Regions from separate parts of the Mus musculus genome. Here region 1 is linked to region 2. A link is a loop called in an ENCODE intact Hi-C map of the cell type or tissue named here. Cell type or tissue: heart. All regions are shown on one strand. Each heading gives the region's core, and the rest is flanking DNA. Links, peaks and the distances in the headings are about the cores only. Region 1 holds the start of Pcsk6 (proprotein convertase subtilisin/kexin type 6). Region 2 holds the start of Gm51485 (a long non-coding RNA gene).

Region 1 (8,329 bases), core at 121-8,120, 58 kb after region 2:
ATGCCTGCCTTCCTCCCTTAGAGGCTGTGAGAGGGAAGGATAGCCAGTCTGTGGCAGTCACTTAGGTACCAAAGGACAAAGCCAGGTTAAGTATATCAAAGTAGTCGCCAGTTTCTGTATCACCAAGGCTCGGAGTTGCCTGTCTGTCGGTTCAAGAGTGAGATATCTTCTTTCCTTGGTCATTCAAGGATTTTGTAACCAAAGGCATCCTGATTGCTACAGAAGCAGGGATATCAACATTGTAACATTCAGTCCTGTGTAGCTCTGAGCTTAGGAACTCCTTCAAGGCAAAAAATGGAACACACTGCAGAGCCTCTTTTAGGAAGGGGCAGAAGAGGAGGAACTGTGAGGGAAAGAACTTTAATCTCATCCAACAAGGGGGAGCTCGTGGTAGGATTCTCAGGGAATGGAAGGGAGCGAGAAGAAACACATGTGGCTAGGCAAAGCTTTGGGCCTTGGGGGGCAGGGAGAGCAGAGATTTACTCTCATGTCTCAGGTCCCTTCCTGAAGTCACATCAGTGCTCCATAGTGGAGACCTTTGACATTTATCTCGTCTCAAAAAAGTACAGTTTGTTGGGAGGTTTTTAAGCCCCACTAGGTATCTATTTCACCTTGGAACACAGAGCAGCCTGAAGCAACCCGGTGCTCTCCTAATAGAGACATTAACAGGCAGCATTTGACAATTAAAACCAGTTCAAAGGGAGCCTTCACTCTGCATAATACTCACAATCAATTTTGATGGAAAACAAAACAAGCAAGAAGGGAGATCAAAGCTCTGTGGATGTCGACAGGTACCATAAGGAGGAGGGAAAGGCCAGTACATTTGGGGCAGTCCAACAGGTTTCTTTACTGAGCTGTGTCTTAAAGGCACAAACACCAAACACCTTCAATCTTACATGTTCTCCATCAGAAGAGAGAGATGTAATGTATTATTGTTACATTATTGTTATAGCATGATTTAATGTATTATAGTTGTCGTTTTGTATGTGTGTGTGTGTGCAAATGTTCATCCATATGTGGACACACGTGTAGAGACCAGAGGCTCACAAGGTTTTCCACAATTGCTCTCCACACGGTCTCTACTGAACTAGGAGCACACCAATTCCACTAGGCTGACCAGATAGCAGGAACCAGAGGATCCCCTGCAGGAATAACAGTAGAGTGCTGCCAAGGATACAAGTCAGGTCTTCATACTTGCACAGCAAGCACTTCATTGATTAAACCACACCCCACCACCACTACCACCACCTCCCCTGGCTTTGAGGTGTTAGGAAAGATGTCAGGAGCTGGTGAGGTAGCTCAACAGTCAGAGAGGTTCCTGCTCTTGTAAAAATAAAATAAAACAAAATAAAATAAAATAAAATAAAATAAAATGGGAGTTTGATTCCCAGCATTCATGTTAGGAGGCTCACAACCACCTGTAAGTCCAGTGCCAGGGATTCCATGGCCTCCACAGGTACCCACAAAAGTGGGTGCACATGCCCACATGCATATATCACATAATTTAAATAAAATAAATATTCTTTTTAAAATGTCCCAGGTGGAGTATTACAGAAAACAATGCAAAAGCTACATTGTTAGTGTGGAAGAAAACAGAGGGAAAAACCACTATGCATAAGAACCCTGAATCTTCTTCATTGGTCCTGATAGAGAGAAATAAAGGGAGAAATGTCCTGGGTCAACCCTAAGGTTTTCAATCTGAGGTCACACTGCAGAGCAGGTCCTCAAGGGGCCTCCTCTGGAGCTAGTGGCCCCAGGTCAATACAAACCCTCTCTGCAGAAATTCAGTTTCAATCCCAATTAGTGGTGACAGCAGAGCCTCAATCATGAGCTGTCTTCCTGGTTCCAAAGGATGAGAATGCAAACTGAGCTTTGATACAGATGGTTCACTTCCTTGCCCTGAGCCTCCTCACACAGGGAAGCACAGCAATGCCAACCTCCATGCCCTGCGCCCTCCACAGGGACAACAGTGTCACTGCCACTTACAGCAGAGGAAACCGAAGCAACTTGTCTGAGATCACACACAAATGGATGCTCCAACCTGTGGGCCAAGTGCTCAGTCTTCTCTAGTCCCCTGAAGGCTCTGCCCGTGCGACACAGAGCTAGCATTCTGTCCTGTAGAGCCTACATACTCACAAAGGTACAACTCTGCAGTCAAGTTTCTATCACTTAAATGAAGATAATTGTGAGTCCCAAGAGCCTGTGCAGTAGACACCCACATGCATGTAGAACATAATTCAATATATATGATATATAAATCATCACCGAGTTCAAGTTTTTATAATTTCTTTTACAGAGGTGAAAAATTTTTCAAGAAATACATATTTAGAGTACATAACATTAAGGGTATGCTATTGTCATGATAGGAGATATGACAATGGACAGGCACATGTCCTGTTTTTGAGGACCACATGAGACAAGCACATGAATAACTGCAACAGAAGCCTTGAATTAGGGGCACACTGTAGCCCAACTAGGCAGCCCTGCTCTTGCTGTACAGGGACCAGGGGTAGGCATAAGAATACAATTCCATTAACACATCTTAACACTCCTTAACATCTTTTCTTCTGTTTGGGAAGATGTCATTAAAATCATCTCTGGATGATATTTTCTAACTTCTGAGACAAGGCCACCTCCAATCACCTTTCCAGTCCCTGTCCTGTCCCTGCCCAGCCTGGCCGACGTCAATCTAGAGAAGAAGCACCCCCCCACACGCCCCGCCCCACCCCCCACCCCCCATACACACACTCACTCCCAGCCTGGGAGCTGTGTGCACCTCAGGGCCATCTGGACATCTGGAGAGTGGGGATGAGTGAGTAATGAAATCCCCTCTCTGCAGGAAGACGAGGCAAGTTTTATTACAGATCCTATCTCAACTCAGAGGGCTGGGACTTTTGTGATTGAGTTAATCCTGTCACCGTGTAAATCAATTGGAAACTCACAGGCAGCAATTTGATTTAGGATGTTCATTTTGGCAAGCTGGTCTTCCTACAGCCGTTCTGTGGCCCAGGTACGTCTACAACAAGCAGGAGGTTTAGTCCCAGTGGATCAGCCTTGTTAACAAAATATACCCTGACCCCCTCCAAATACAAAATTCAGATGTGTTTTAGCCTCCTCTAAATAGTTCAGTAGACTGATTCCCTTCATCTACCAAATTATTACAGAAAACCCACATATCGGCCTGTCTGGATAACTGCTGTAACAGGGGTACCCTCTTGGGAATACGAAGTGCTCCACATCATCTAGAGTATGTGCACCGCAGGGTCTTCACGCAGGTCATGCTCTTGAAGCATAGCACAGGATCTGGGATGAGTCAAAGACAGGTTGGCCCACGAAGGCCAGAAAGGGGACTCAGATTGTCCATGTGGACTGCTGGAAAGGAACAGAACAGACTGAATCCCCTGCCTCCACTCTCCTCTGTCCATCAGCTTCTCTGCTTGACTGAACAGAGGCAGGCTGAAGGGTCTGGATGCTGTCTTTGCCCAACATAAGTGTAGTGTTCTCTAGGGCTGGCCACTTTGTATGATGACCTTAGATCTTTCTGTCAGGCAGGGGGAACCAGGCCTTGTCCCAGGGCGTCAACTTCTGCAACAAAGAGGGGATCTTGAGTTACTGCCCAGAGAGCTGACTCCCCTTGGCCAGGGACAACAGAGGCACACAAAAGGTATTTGTGGTAGGAGCTCTGTTGGCATGAATTTGGCATGTCCTGGTTGGGCCCCCCACCAACTGTCCTCTCCTTCTACCTTCATTAAGGTGACTCATGCTTATAGAAAGGATGGATCATCTGAGGTAAAAAAAAAAAAAAACCCAAGGACTCCTGAGAGGGATGTTGGAAAAGACTTCAGTTGGCCCTCTGTCTCTCTCTCTGTCTCTCTCTCTCTGTCTCTCTGTCTCTCTGTCTCTCTCTCTCTCTCCTGTATCCCCTAGCATGTCTGTCTGTCTGATCTGCCTGGCTATAGACTCAGGCAAGTGAATTCCATACAGTACCAGTCTGGGAGCCAGGTGCTCTTGGAACCTGAGCGTTGGTGAGGTAGCTTCTTTTGTGACTCAAGGCCTTCTCTGCCTTGTTTTGCTGTCTTCGGTTTCCTGGTCCCCCTCTTGTATTAATCAGGCTGAAGGTTTGCTTTCTGTATGAGGCCAGTTGGGACCAATGGGCCGTCCGAGGCTTGCAGCCATCCCAGCCTCTCATTGCATCTTCACAGTATGAACGAGTCCCCGGTTTCTCCAGGCTGTTCCTGGAGGGAGGGGTGAGGATGAGTCAACTTACATTCACACTGACTGGTCCTAGCTCAGTGGGTACTTTTAAGAGTGTACACCATCTACTGAATACCAAGCACGTGGCAGGCCCTGGGCTCATCAAAACAAACATTACTGTCAGCTGATTGCAAAGGAAGAGCTGACATCCTCAAAACAGCCCGATGGATGGATAGATGCTATTGTTATCCGCATCTTACAAGCCCAGCAAGAACAGAAAGGGGCCCAACATCATACAGATGCTAAGTGGTCAGCTAAGGAGTTCACCTGTACAACCTTCCTAGCAAAGCCTCAGCCCTGTATGGACGCTGTGTCCTCAATACTCTCATAGACTCCAGCTAAGTTTGCCACATGCCCTTTGCCCATGCAATGTGGTCTTGAGGTTGGGCCAGATCCTGGGACACCCCAGTGTTTTCCTGGCATCGTTTTCCCCTGAAGATCCTGCACATTTGCATGTTCACTGCCACAGCTAAGTTGAGCAAGGCTGCCTAGCCTTGGGGACCCCAGCAGGTGAGTTCAGCCTCCAGGGGCGCAACCGGTAGGAAGGTGCCGCTCTAAGTCAACTCCTCCGGGATATGGGGAACTCACGTGGGATGCCCAGAGCCCTCCCGGCTTCTAGCAGAACGCGCGGAGCCCAGGCTGCCACTCCGGGCAGCGCCGTGTTCCGAGAGACCCGAAGTCTCGAGCCTCCCCTGCGCCGGCCCCCGGCTGCTGGCGGGCCGGGAGACTGCCGCACGAGCGCGGGCCCAGGGGCGCCACCGGGCCGCGCGGGCGGGAACGCGCCGCGGCGGCCTCCTCCTCCCCGGCTCCCGCCCGCGGCGGCGGCGCTTCCCCGGCGCGGAGCGGCTTTAAAAGGCGGCTCCCCACCCCCCGGCGCACTCGCCGCTCGGGCGCCGCGCGAGCCTGCCGCTGCCATGCCTCCGCGCGCGCCGCCAGCGCCCGGGCCCCGGCCGCCGCCCCGGGCCGCCGATGTCGCGCGGGGCGCAGGGGCCGCCGGCCGGCACGGACTCCCGCCGCTCGCGCTGCGCCCCTGGCGTTGGCTGCTTCTGCTCGCGCTGCCCGCCGCCTGCTCCGCGCTGCCGCCGCCGCGCCCCGTCTACACCAACCACTGGGCAGTGCAAGTGCTGGGCGGCCCCGGCGCGGCGGACCGCGTGGCTGCGGCGCACGGCTACCTCAACTTGGGCCAGGTGAGTACGGCCGGCCCCGCGCGCCCCAAACTTTCCCGGCCGCCGGCGGCCACGCGCGAGGGGGCGCCTTGCCAAGCCCGCGGCCAGCGGCGCCGCGTGGGAAGGCGACCCGTATCGCTGGGGACGGCGGGGGCTTCTTGCGGGGACTCTCTGGGAGAGCCGTGGGACACTCGGCGGGAAGGACGTGGTAGGCTGCGTGGACGGTCACGCGGGAGGGCCCGAGGCCGTGGGTCCCCAGGCGATGTCGCCGAGCATTCGCACTCGGAAGTGTGTGGCCTCGGAAGCCCAGGTCGGGCGCCTACACCTGCCCAGCCGCGTTCGAGTGGGCGCCTAAGGGGTCGCTGCGCTCTGCCCACCCGCGCCATCATCATCGTGTACCTATTTCCCTGTGGCCTTCGAGCCTTAGCTCCGTCTCGGGCCACTCTGCCCTCGACGGGTCGCCCGGAGCTCTGGGCTCCCGTTCGTGCGCCAAGGCAGTCAGGCGCTGGTTGGGCGATGTGAGCATGACCCGGGCAACTCAGGGACTGGCTTTCCCTCTGTGTGGTGCGCTGGTGCCTGTGTCCAGAAGTCAGGTTTGGGTCAGGGTGCAAGCAGGACCCAGAAGCTGCAGGTTGGTTGTAGGCTGAACTCTGCACTTGAAACCTCTCTAGGCAAAGACATGGATTGCTTTGCTTTGGGCTCTGGATGCAGCTGGAAAGGCAGCTGTCTGCCCACTAGCTGCATGACCTTGGACATGTCATTTCTTGACTTGCTCATCCGTAAGGGTGGCGACTTTGTACTGCCTGAGGTTGTTGAGATGAGCCGGGAGTGTTCAGAAGCAAGGCACTACTCATGGGATGCCCATTCTCTCACCCCTGGTGGTATAAGCTGGCTGTCATTTATACCAAGAGAAGCCGAGATAGGGCACTAGGTCCGCGCAGCTCCCAAGGACTGCCAATGCAGGGTGCCTTTCCATATTGCAGCCCCGCAGAGGGGCAATGGGGGCAGGTTGATTCCGGTTTATGGTCCGTGGAGGGACCTCAGCAGGTTCAAAATGTGCAGTCCCACCAGGAGAGCTCTCAGCACCTTAACAGATCCATAAACTACACACTCTGGAGAATCAAGTGAAATGAAGGGAGGGTGGCCTTGTAACTCAAACTGCAGTAGCAGACAGTGTTAAATAGCAGACAGATTTAGTTTCATCATTATCTGTGACAGAAGCCAGTAAACGTGTGCTTCTGCACTTGACGTGAATCGGAAGGCCTCCTGGAAGGGGAAATTCTGCTCTGTGAAGTTCCAGGTCAGAGTTTCTCCAAAAGGAAAGAATCCGCTTTTGTGTCTTCAAACATCCAAAGAGCTAAGATTTTGCCTTTTGGTGGCCCTGGCTTCGTTGCTCTCTGTAGCTGTCAAAGCTGCAGGGCTGATTGTCTGGGCAGAAGAAAGCTCTCCTGTTTGATTAGCACTCCCAGCTCCTGCTACTCTTCCTGGCTCTGTCCAGGCGGCCCAGCAATTTGTCTCAACTAAAAGTGATTCTTAAACTGGGTGGTAAATTACAAAGTGCCTGGGATTTGGGTCCCTGTAATTAAGCGAGGAGAGAGGAGGTGAAGAACTCTGCTCCACCGTGCAAGGGGCAGAGAGGCGTAGTTAGCTCTCCCTTTGACATTCTTGGAATAACCTTGCTCACCTCCTGGATGTGCTAGCCTTTGAATCTACTCTAGTTCACTGAGCTGTTCACCAGCAAGGTCTGTGCTCCCGATTTTGCCTGTGGGCAAGGTTTTTTAGGCTTGTTGTGACGTTCTTGGGTGGCCCCAAAGGTCTCTCTGAACAGTGCAGCCAGACTCCACACAGCCTGTCACTCAGCTTGGTAGGCCTTGTGCTGGGAGGTATGCGAGGGGGACGTTTCCGAGCTGCAAGATGACTGGTTTGGGGGTAGAGCTGTCTCCAAGCACACTTTATTCCCAAATCAGCTTTTCCTTCCCTGCCTTTAAGTGCGGCTAATGTGGAAAAGGCCTGGAGCTCTCCAGCCTCTACCTACTCGGCAAGAACTCTTTAAAAACCTTATTGCCATTTTCAAGCAGGAGAATTTGTGACTCATAAATAAGATGTAGACGTTTTTAGTTTTGCTTTATAGATGAGTAAATGGGGTGGGTGGGGGGAGTTAAGGGAGGGAGCTGTTTGTGTTCACACGGTAACTGTGTGTCACCCCTGCCATTATGATAACTGCTTTGTCTCTTGCTCCGAGACCGCCTTTGTGTGACTGTTTCTTCTAAACCCTTAATGGGCAATTAGAGCTCTGTTCTGTACCTGCCTGAGTCACAGGCTTGGTTTTCTTGTCCGTCTTTCTGGCTGTGCTGTGACATTCTTGCTTGACTGTTTTATTTTTATACAACTGATAACCTGACTTGATTTATTTATTTAACATGATCCACAGGTAACTCAGGGCAGCCATTATTGACCTTTTTCAAATTCTGGGTCTCTTTCAGTTTGATGCAGGCTCTGTCCTTTTCCATTAGACAATATGCATCTAATAAAGACAGGCTAGGCGCCATTTCCCTCTCCCAGGCATCATTCCAGATAAAGCAACAAGTTTGCTTTTTAGCGAGAAATAAAAGTCATGGGCCAGTGAGATGGCTCAGCGAGTAAAGGAAGTTACTCTCAAGTCTCAGGACCTGAACTTGATCCGTGGGACCCACGTGATGGAAGGAGAGGACCAGTTCCCAAAGTTGTCCTCTGATTTCCACGTGTATGCTGTGGCATACACTTGTGTGCGCACATCTGAACACACACAAAGTAAATAAATGAACCAATGGTTTTAAAAAGTAAAAATTTGGAAGGGTAAAATACTGCCGTTGGCAGTAACCACAACTATAGGGATAGAGGAAGGGAACCCAGAGATTAGTCGTGAGAAT
Region 2 (8,329 bases), core at 283-8,282:
TGGGGGACAAAGCACATAGAATCCGTGGCTGCTTCCTGCCTGGATCTTTGCAAACAGCCTCATCTCCCTTCCCTCGGCCCCATCTGTGTTTCCTCATCACATGGAAAGTGTGACCTGTTCAGGCAGAGGTCAGACTAACACTCTTCCTTTAGCTGTCATCATAACTCCCTGTCTCACACAGAGCAAAGTCACCCACACTGGCCCCATGGCTCCAGTGACACCAGCTTCCAACGCTGAGCACCCCAACACCATTCTGGGTCGTTTCTCCACTCCCCCTACCTCAGAGCTTCACAGTTCTCTCCCTGGGATCCCTGCACCATTGTGGAGAGCCCTTTTCAGGCTCACACTGAAATTATGCACATTCCCGTCCTACTCCCCCTGCTCACTCTCATAGCTCTGTGTACATTTTATTTATTGGCCAGTCTGTTTTTCTCCTCAGTCAGATTGTAAGGAAATGTTGACCACATGGAAACAGGATAGTGTGCCTGTCTTGTCCACCACTGTATCTCTAGGGCTTGGAACATGGCAAGAGATACAGAGGCTCTCAGACTTGCTCCAGCATCTTTGAATGCTCCCTGTTCCTGTGGGCCAGCATCACATTCAACCTGCTGTTAGAAAAAAACAAAACAAAACAAAACAGATCATACAAAGAGTCTTCCTGTACCAACTAAAACAATCAAGACAATCCTCTACAGACATGCGTACAGAGTATGCTGATGTAGACAGTTCCTGACAGAGACTTTCCCTAGAGGACTCTAGATTGCGTTAAGTTCACAATGAAAGCTGGGAGCTGAATTCATCACACAAAGCATAAACAGAAAGTCCCAAAGAGAATCAAGTGGGAATGGAGAGGGTGCTAGTAGAAACGTGGAGGCAAGTGATGATAGATAGGGCCTATGCATAGATGTTGTCAACAGGAATACTGAGGTGGGAGGAGCTGCCTGTGGCCAGGTGTGCAGGGGGAACAGGTCCAGGTGAGAGGCAATAGGCTTGCTGTGCACAAGAAAAGGAAACAGGTGGAGAGATCACGGTCCACTGAAACCAAGACACTGAAGAAAGCCAAGATGAACTAATACATTAATTTAAAACACAGCAATGCTAAGTGTCAGTGGACAGATGGTTGAGAAAAGCATGGTCCGAACAGTAGAACATTCAGTTGTGAGAAGATGGGAAACCATGCCCAATGGTAAGATATGGATTAACCCTGAGAACAGTGAGTTAAGTAAGCCAGGCTCAAAAGGCGGTATTATACGGTTCTGTTAGTGAGGCTCCTGTGCAGACAGACAGACAGCAGGATGGTGGTTGTCAGGGGCTGGGGGAAAGTGTCTGCACAGTTCCAGTTTCGGAAGGCAAGGAGCATCTGAAAAGGGGTAGCCATGGCGGTAGTGAAGTGCCAGGGTGCTCCTCGCCACTCATCTTAACGCTGCCAACGGCGAATTTATCTCACACACGTTTTATCACAGTGTAAAAATAAGAATGTAAAACTCAGTAGATATTTTTAAAAAATAAAAAAATGACACTCTGCATTTTACATGGGCCCATATATAGACTTTAAGCATGCTAGACTATTAAAGGGGTGGGTATAACAAAGGCAATAAACAGACAAATGATCCAAGGCGGAGAGTGAACCTCTGCCTGAATCTGGAGAATGGTGTTTAGGGATGGTGCAGTCAGTGGGGGATGGAGCTGTCTCTGTGGTAGTTTCAAGGGACATTATCCTGCATCCTCTTTAGTGTGAAGAGGGGGCTCCCTATACCCTATACCACCCCCAACTGCTTCAAAATCCAGTTCCTACAAGGGCCCTTTTGGCTACTTGAACGCCTTCTCTGCTAACCAGAAAGACTGGTCCTCAGGTACCAGCTGCCTCCCAGGCTGGCCAACCACCTGGCCCAGTCTCCTGCATCCATGGCTAGCACACTCAGTGAGGCTTATGCACATAGTAGGTGCTCAGACTACAGGAAGAATGAAGGGGGGGGGCTTCTTATGCCTGGACTCCAGCGACCTCTGTGGGTGACTCTTCCTTCTTCTGACTCAGCACACCTCTAAAACCATGGGAGCCTAAAGATGTCCACTCTCTCATTTTTCAATAACCGATGGCTAATACAGATTGTCAAGTTGACAGAATTTAGAGTCACCTAGCAGAGAGGCTTCTGGGTGTGCCTGTTGGGGGTTGTCCTGATTAGGTAAACTGAGGTAGGGAAGTCAACCCACCTTTACTGTGGGCTGGAATCCTAGACTGAATCAAAAGGAGAAGGTTAGCTGAGCACCAGCAGCCATGCCTTCCCATTTCCTGACCCCAGATGCATGCAACAAGCCACCCTAAGGTCCTACTGCCCTGACTTCCCGGAACGACACCCTTAAATTCTGAGCCAAAATAAATCCCTGTTCCCCTCAGGTGTTGTTTGTTTGTTTGTTTTGGGTTTGGTCAGGTATTTTATCACAGCAATGGGGAAAAACAGCTAAGCAACAACCAGACCTGGTTTCTATTTGAACCCCTGATTCTACTTGATAATGGAGAACTCCTGTCAGCCAGGGCTTAGTTGCATCCTCTGTTCTGATCAGTTCCGAAGGGCACGGCAGGGATACAGTGGTCCTGTGAGTGTGTCTGGTCACTCATCCGAGCATGAGGACGGCCACTGCTTCAGGAAGATGAGTTGCCACCATGCCACTTCAAGGAAAGGGTCATTTGTGTTCCGTGCCTGAAATTCAGACCATGATAAAAACCCCTTCCAGATTTGCCGTCTCCAACGCTTGAATACACCAAGCACCCCCATGCTGCCCTCTTGGGCATGCTGCTGAATTTTGATTGATGTGTCCAATTCTAGGACAACTGAGCCCATCAGGGTGCTGAAGAGGGGACAGCAGAAGGAGCACCAGGGTAGGCTGTGTGTTAAATGAGCAAGCCATGACAGACAAGCCAAGCACTGTGCAGGGGCATGCCTGCTAGGATTGAATAAGCTTTTAGCCAGGGAAGGATACAACCCTTAAACAGCAAAGCAAGGACACCCCTGGCTATGTCCACCAGGTCTCCTAACTGCAAAGCAGTCTGGTTACCATCCAGGAGGGAACATGATAAGAGGATTCAAAGTGGCCTGTCTGTAACTGACTACTGAATGGCTTCAAGAAAGAGACGCCCCCCCCCCCCCACCATGTTACAGTACTACTCTGAAGCTAGAAACGTTTGCCTACTAAGAAAACACAACACCTTGCCTTGGTGAGTTCAAAAGAAAAGAGGACTTCTTCAGTTCACTGTCGCAAAGACCCAAGGACGAGAGACTGTATTGAGTGGTGGCTTTCTGCTGGCAGAGTCCCAAGCAGCAAGGGATCTCCCCCCAAAAGGCAAGGGCCATGCATGCTTCAGTCCAGTGAAGGCCTCACTGCTGGCTACACTGTGTCTGCCCTCTAACACTTACTTCACAATGGGGACAAAATTCCAACCTGAGTTGGGAGGTAGAGGAAGTTGTGTTGAAACCGTAGCAACAATCAAAATAAAAAAAAAAAAAAGTTCACATGACTAATTGATGACTCAGTGGCCGTGGATGTCTCTAGATCCCATTGGCCAGCATTTAGCTAAACTAGAACCTTAGCCGATCATTTCATGTTCCTTAGTCATAATCTCTTCAACGTTCCTTCAGATTTCTAGTATCCAGAGCTACTCAGTGAACAGAAAAAGTTTAATGACTATGGTTTTAGTACTCTAGACAGCGTGTGCCAACTGTCCTGAGAAGGAATGAATGTGTGTGTGTGTGTGTGTGTGTGTGTGTGTGTGTGTGTGTGTGTGTGTGAAATCACGTACTAAATATCTACCCAAACTTTAGCTCTTATATACTAGATTTTATTTTATTTTAACAGATATTGTTGTGCAGGCCCCAGTTCTTCTCTAGCTTTTCCAGAGCGCGCCTCCCTGCTCCATCTTTCTCTTCTCTTGACCAGGTGTGCAAACAATTAGAAGGGCTCAATAGGTCAGGGCCATCTGTGGTTTTTACCAGTTGGCAGTGGCATGCGGGGAGGAGGCCAGGGTTGTGGGTCTAGGGTTGGGCAACTTTGTAACAAACATATTAGATGATGCAACGGGGCACAGGCTTCTGAAAGGCACACGTGGTCTCAACTGTGGCACCTTGGAAACAGCCTACGAACTCAAAGGTGACGTTTTTTTCCCTTGGGCTTGAGCTGGGCTTTCTGGTAGAGTGCAGCCGAGGAGTAAGTTGGATCTGTGTGGGGTTTTAACTAATGTGCCCAAGTAAGTTGGGAAGTGGTTGTCATAGCAGCAGGGTAGCCATGAGACTTGAGGCAGTTGTAGGTAAAAGCCAAGCTCATGGAGGTAGATGCTGTAATGAACAAAGGGCCTATCTATCTACCAACCCTGCAAACAGGCTAGCTTATTAATTATAGACAGCCCAGTCTGGTGTCCCAGGAGGCCCCGGTGTGAATTGAGGGACATAGCAAGCCAGTTTGGGATCCAGTTCCTCTGCTCATCAGCACCTGGCTTCATGCATGGTGTCTGCCCAGGAGGGTGGATGAGGCCAGGATAGCCTGGCCAGGGTCTGCAGGAGTGAGGGCTGATGATCTTGCCAGCAGCCACCTCCCAGGCCCAGCTGCAGGGCTGGGCTTCCTGAAAACTGTGAGTCTGGAGCAAGACAGCTGACCCCTGCCTGCCTGTTTACAGTTTTCACAGGGCTCTGGGGACAGCTGTGGCCTCCCCACCCCTGTGGCCTCATGGTGGTGATGTGGGGGGGGCCCTACTGGAGCGGCTGGGATTTAGGAACATCATCAGCTGTTCAAGAGCTACAGTCTCCCCATAGCTTTCAGCAAATAGTGGGTGTTAGTTCATATCTCCTGTAAACAGTTGTATTCTCGGTGGCTGCCCGGCTCCGGTTAAATATTAACAAAGAACGGCCCCCATGGCCACTCCTGGGGTGTCTGTTTTAAATATTTAAGTAATTGCTCTTTCCCGTCCCTGAATGACATTTTGGCTAAATTTTCTGTAACTGCTGTTGTTCCTCTGGTTATTAAATTGTGTAAAATGCCCACCCCTTCCTCTCTCCCTTCCTCTCTTCTCCCTCCCTCTGTAAACAGCTGTCTCATTCACCGCCAGTCAAAACACCCTGGGACATCCTGGGGCCCAGAGTATCCTGCAAGGCTCATGTGTGACCTCCTGGGAAGCAGGTGGCTATTGAGCTTGGCAGTCTCTCCCCAGGATGCGGCAGAGGGGCTCACCTTGGTGCGCCAAGAAGAGCAGCTGAGCTGTGCTGAGTTGGGTCTGTCTCCATCCAGTATTTGTGGTAACCACAGGCTTCGGGATAGTCTGCTTCTACCTGGGCACAGCTGTGGAAACTTCCTCGGGCCTTAGATTTTGCATCGTTAGGGATCCGCACCCAGGCAGGTTAGTTCCTCCTTCCCAGGTAAGGCATGGGATGGCTGTGCCACTGAAGCCTTGTCTTAAGAGCTAGGTTCTTTCTCTCCTTTCCTTTCCACTCCATGGAAGGAGCGGGGGGGGGGGGGGGGGGTAGAAGGACGAGGGTGACCTTTTTCCTGCTTGGGTCAAAGAAGTCTAGCTCTAATTTATGAGACTCCAAGACAACCTTGCATTTCTGAAGAGCTAGTGAGATCACCTGAAGAATAAACTAATTTAAAGTCACTTCCACTTACCCCAAAGACTACCATGCAGATCTTAGCATCGAATGAATTCCATCCTTAATATTTTAAAGACCTTTTAGTACTTAAAAAACAAAATAAAGGGGTGATTCCAATACTATAATTCCTGGTAGGGCACCAGGGTGGACCCTCGGGACACTTCCTGTTGGAGGAGCCTGATGTAGCACTAGAGTCTCATGGGAAGTCGTGAGTCCCCAGATGCATGGCATCTCTGCATTCTCACTTTCCTCCTTTCTACATGGAGGAAATAGTAGTTCTGACTTCAGAATTGTTAAGATCGACAACTTGGACTTCGTGAGTGATACAACGTGCCTGCACAGTACTGCCTCAACCAATGAGCTAGCTACTGCTGAAACTAACCAGGAGGGAATGCTGAGGGAGAGCATGAGTCAGTCCCCAGGCCACCCTGTGGCCCAGAGACAGAGTCATTAGTTGTTGGGACGTTTGAAAGCAGGATTGCCAGCCAGAAGTCAAATGGACATGTAGGGGCTGAAGAGGGGTCAGTGCCTGCAGCTCTGCGCATGTCAGAGCGATGCAGCTCTGCGCATGTCAGAGGGAAGCTCAGGGATAGCGCCTCATCCCTCAGAACCTGGGGCCACAGGCAAACCGACTGGTGGGGCAGAGGGGAAGTACTTAAGAGCAGGACTAAGTAGAAGTCTGTTTGGGGCTCTGCTCAGTCATTTACCCTTGGCTACCCAGACACGGGATGGTAACAGCCAGCCGTGGCCTCCACCCCACCCTCAGACACTCTAAGAGACACTGGACCTGCTTTCCAAGAACTAACTAGTCTTTCAGTATGAGTGGATTTTATATAATGGGGTAATGATCAAAGCCCACCTCAGCATCACCCATAGCGCTCTGGAGGGCGTTGAAACGTGGGGTAGATGGGCCTCACCTGAGCTTGTTGATACAGAGGGATCCAGACCAGTGGTTCTTACCTCGTGGGTCGTGACCCTTCTGAGGGTCATATATCAGATATCCTGCACATCAGGTATTTACATTACAATTCATAACTGTAGCACGATTATAGCTGCGAAGTAGCAACAAAATAATTTTGTGATGGGGGGGGGGTCAAAACAACATGAGGAACTATATTAAAGGGTCATAGCATTAGGAAGGTTGAGAACCTCTGCTCTAGATGCTAGAGTGAAGATAAGAATTTACATTTCTGATTAGTTCCTGTATCGGTTGCTATTCTCCTTCTCACAGATGGACTGCCTCTCCTTTGACTTCCCGCCTGTTATGCTTGGGACTACTGCAGAAGCTTAGCCCCTTCTGATGTTTGTGTATGACAATCTACAGGCCCAGTCCTTGACACTATCTGATCCAGAGAGCTGCCTTGTGGGGATGCAGACCTTCTACAAACAGGCACACTATGCACCAGGCACCCAGCACAGTCACCCTGGCGCTCCACTCTCAAAAACAAAAGAAGGATGGAGACCCACTGGACACATAAAAAAGACCAGAAATACGAGAAAGAAGTAGGAGAACAACCAACCTCATAGGGAAAATAAATATTTCAGAAAGCAGAAGATAATTCCTCAAAATATTAACCAGTGTCTTCAGAGGAATGAAGGTCTGAGGCCTATAATGAAAAGGAAATAAATAAATAAATAAATAAATAAATAATTGCTGTCAAAAAGGAATCACACGGTAAAGATAGAAGCTTAGAAATTAAACAGGATGATTTAAATCAAAATTTTAATTAAGCTGAGCCAGGTGGTACACACCCTTAATCCCAACCCTCAAGAGGCAGAGACGGGTGGATCTTTGTGAGTTTGAAGCCAGCTTGGTCTACATAGGGAGTTTTAGGTCAGCTAGAGCTACATAGTGAAATATTTTCTCAAAAAAAAAATGGAGTGAGAGGGAGCTGGAGAGAGATTTCTCATTGGTTAAGACTATTTGCTGCTCTTCACATGCCTGAATTTAATTCCCAAAACCACAGGACAATTAATAGCTGTCTGTAACTCCAGTCCCAGGGGAGCGAACCCCTTCTTCTGGACTGTCTGAGTAGCAGGAAGGCACATGGTGCACAGACAAAACACCCATATACAAAACAAAAACCTAAAATCATTAGAGCTGGAGAGGTGGCTTAGCAGTTAAGAGCATATACTCCTCTTGCCAAGGGCTCAAGTTCAATTCCCAGCACCTGCATCAGGAAGCTCACAACCTCCTATAATCCCTGCTCCTGGGGAACTAACCCTCTCCTCTGTCCTCCTTCTGTAGGTCTCATGCACTCACGTGCATGCCCCACTGCCACAGACACATACACATAGTTAGAAAGTACATTTATTTTTGCAATAAAATAATCTTAAAATTCAAAATTGTCAGCCGGGCAATGATGGCACACACCTTTAATCCCAGCATTTGGGAGGCAGAAGCAGGTGGATTTCTGAGTGTGAGGCCAGCCTGGTCTACAGAGTGAGTTCCAGGATAACCAGGGCTACACAGCGAAACCCTGTTTTGAAAAACAAACAAACAAACAAAAAATTCAAAACAAAAAATTGTCAATAAAACAAAGCCGGGATGCATCCTAGAGTTTAGAATGAAAATAGGAAGAAACTAAAAAATGTAAGTGAAAAACACAGTCGCAATAAGTCAACCCAGAATGTCAGGTGCTTGATTGTTTTGCAGCAATAAGCACAGAATACTCAGAAAAGAATATAATCTCAGA

What was found. A loop is a pair of places that touch in the nucleus more often than their neighbours do. Peaks named below come from ENCODE experiments on the same cell type or tissue, not always from the same donor. Only the 100,000 strongest peaks of a DNase experiment are listed, where the experiment ranks them.
Region 1: it touches region 2 in a loop (4-fold over the local background); 2 of 42 quality-filtered maps call a loop at or near these places.

Annotation. Positions count from the first base shown.
Region 1 is chr7:65,857,003-65,865,331 of GRCm38, forward strand. It overlaps Pcsk6 (proprotein convertase subtilisin/kexin type 6), which reads left to right and starts at 5,134. Exons shown (of 22, transcript NM_011048.1): 1 at 5,134-5,441. The coding sequence starts at 5,169. It overlaps Gm20684 (predicted gene 20684), which reads right to left and starts at 5,040. Exons shown (of 3, transcript NR_169041.1): 1 at 4,843-5,040; 2 at 3,988-4,235; 3 at 2,265-3,372. In heart, for the core only: CTCF peaks have their summits at 4,775 and 5,371; DNase peaks (open chromatin) are centred at 4,179 and 5,159; H3K4me3 peaks cover 2,967 bases; H3K27ac peaks cover 1,341 bases; H3K27me3 peaks cover 7,228 bases.
Region 2 is chr7:65,798,950-65,807,278 of GRCm38, forward strand. It overlaps Gm51485 (a long non-coding RNA gene), which reads right to left and starts at 3,401. Exons shown (of 3, transcript XR_003946789.1): 1 at 3,206-3,401; 2 at 2,477-2,699; 3 at 377-608. It overlaps 1810008I18Rik (RIKEN cDNA 1810008I18 gene), which reads left to right and starts at 4,088. Exons shown (of 3, transcript NR_167723.1): 1 at 4,088-4,200; 2 at 5,077-5,383; 3 at 6,865-7,284. In heart, for the core only: no CTCF peak of the experiment used is centred there; DNase peaks (open chromatin) are centred at 4,632 and 5,152.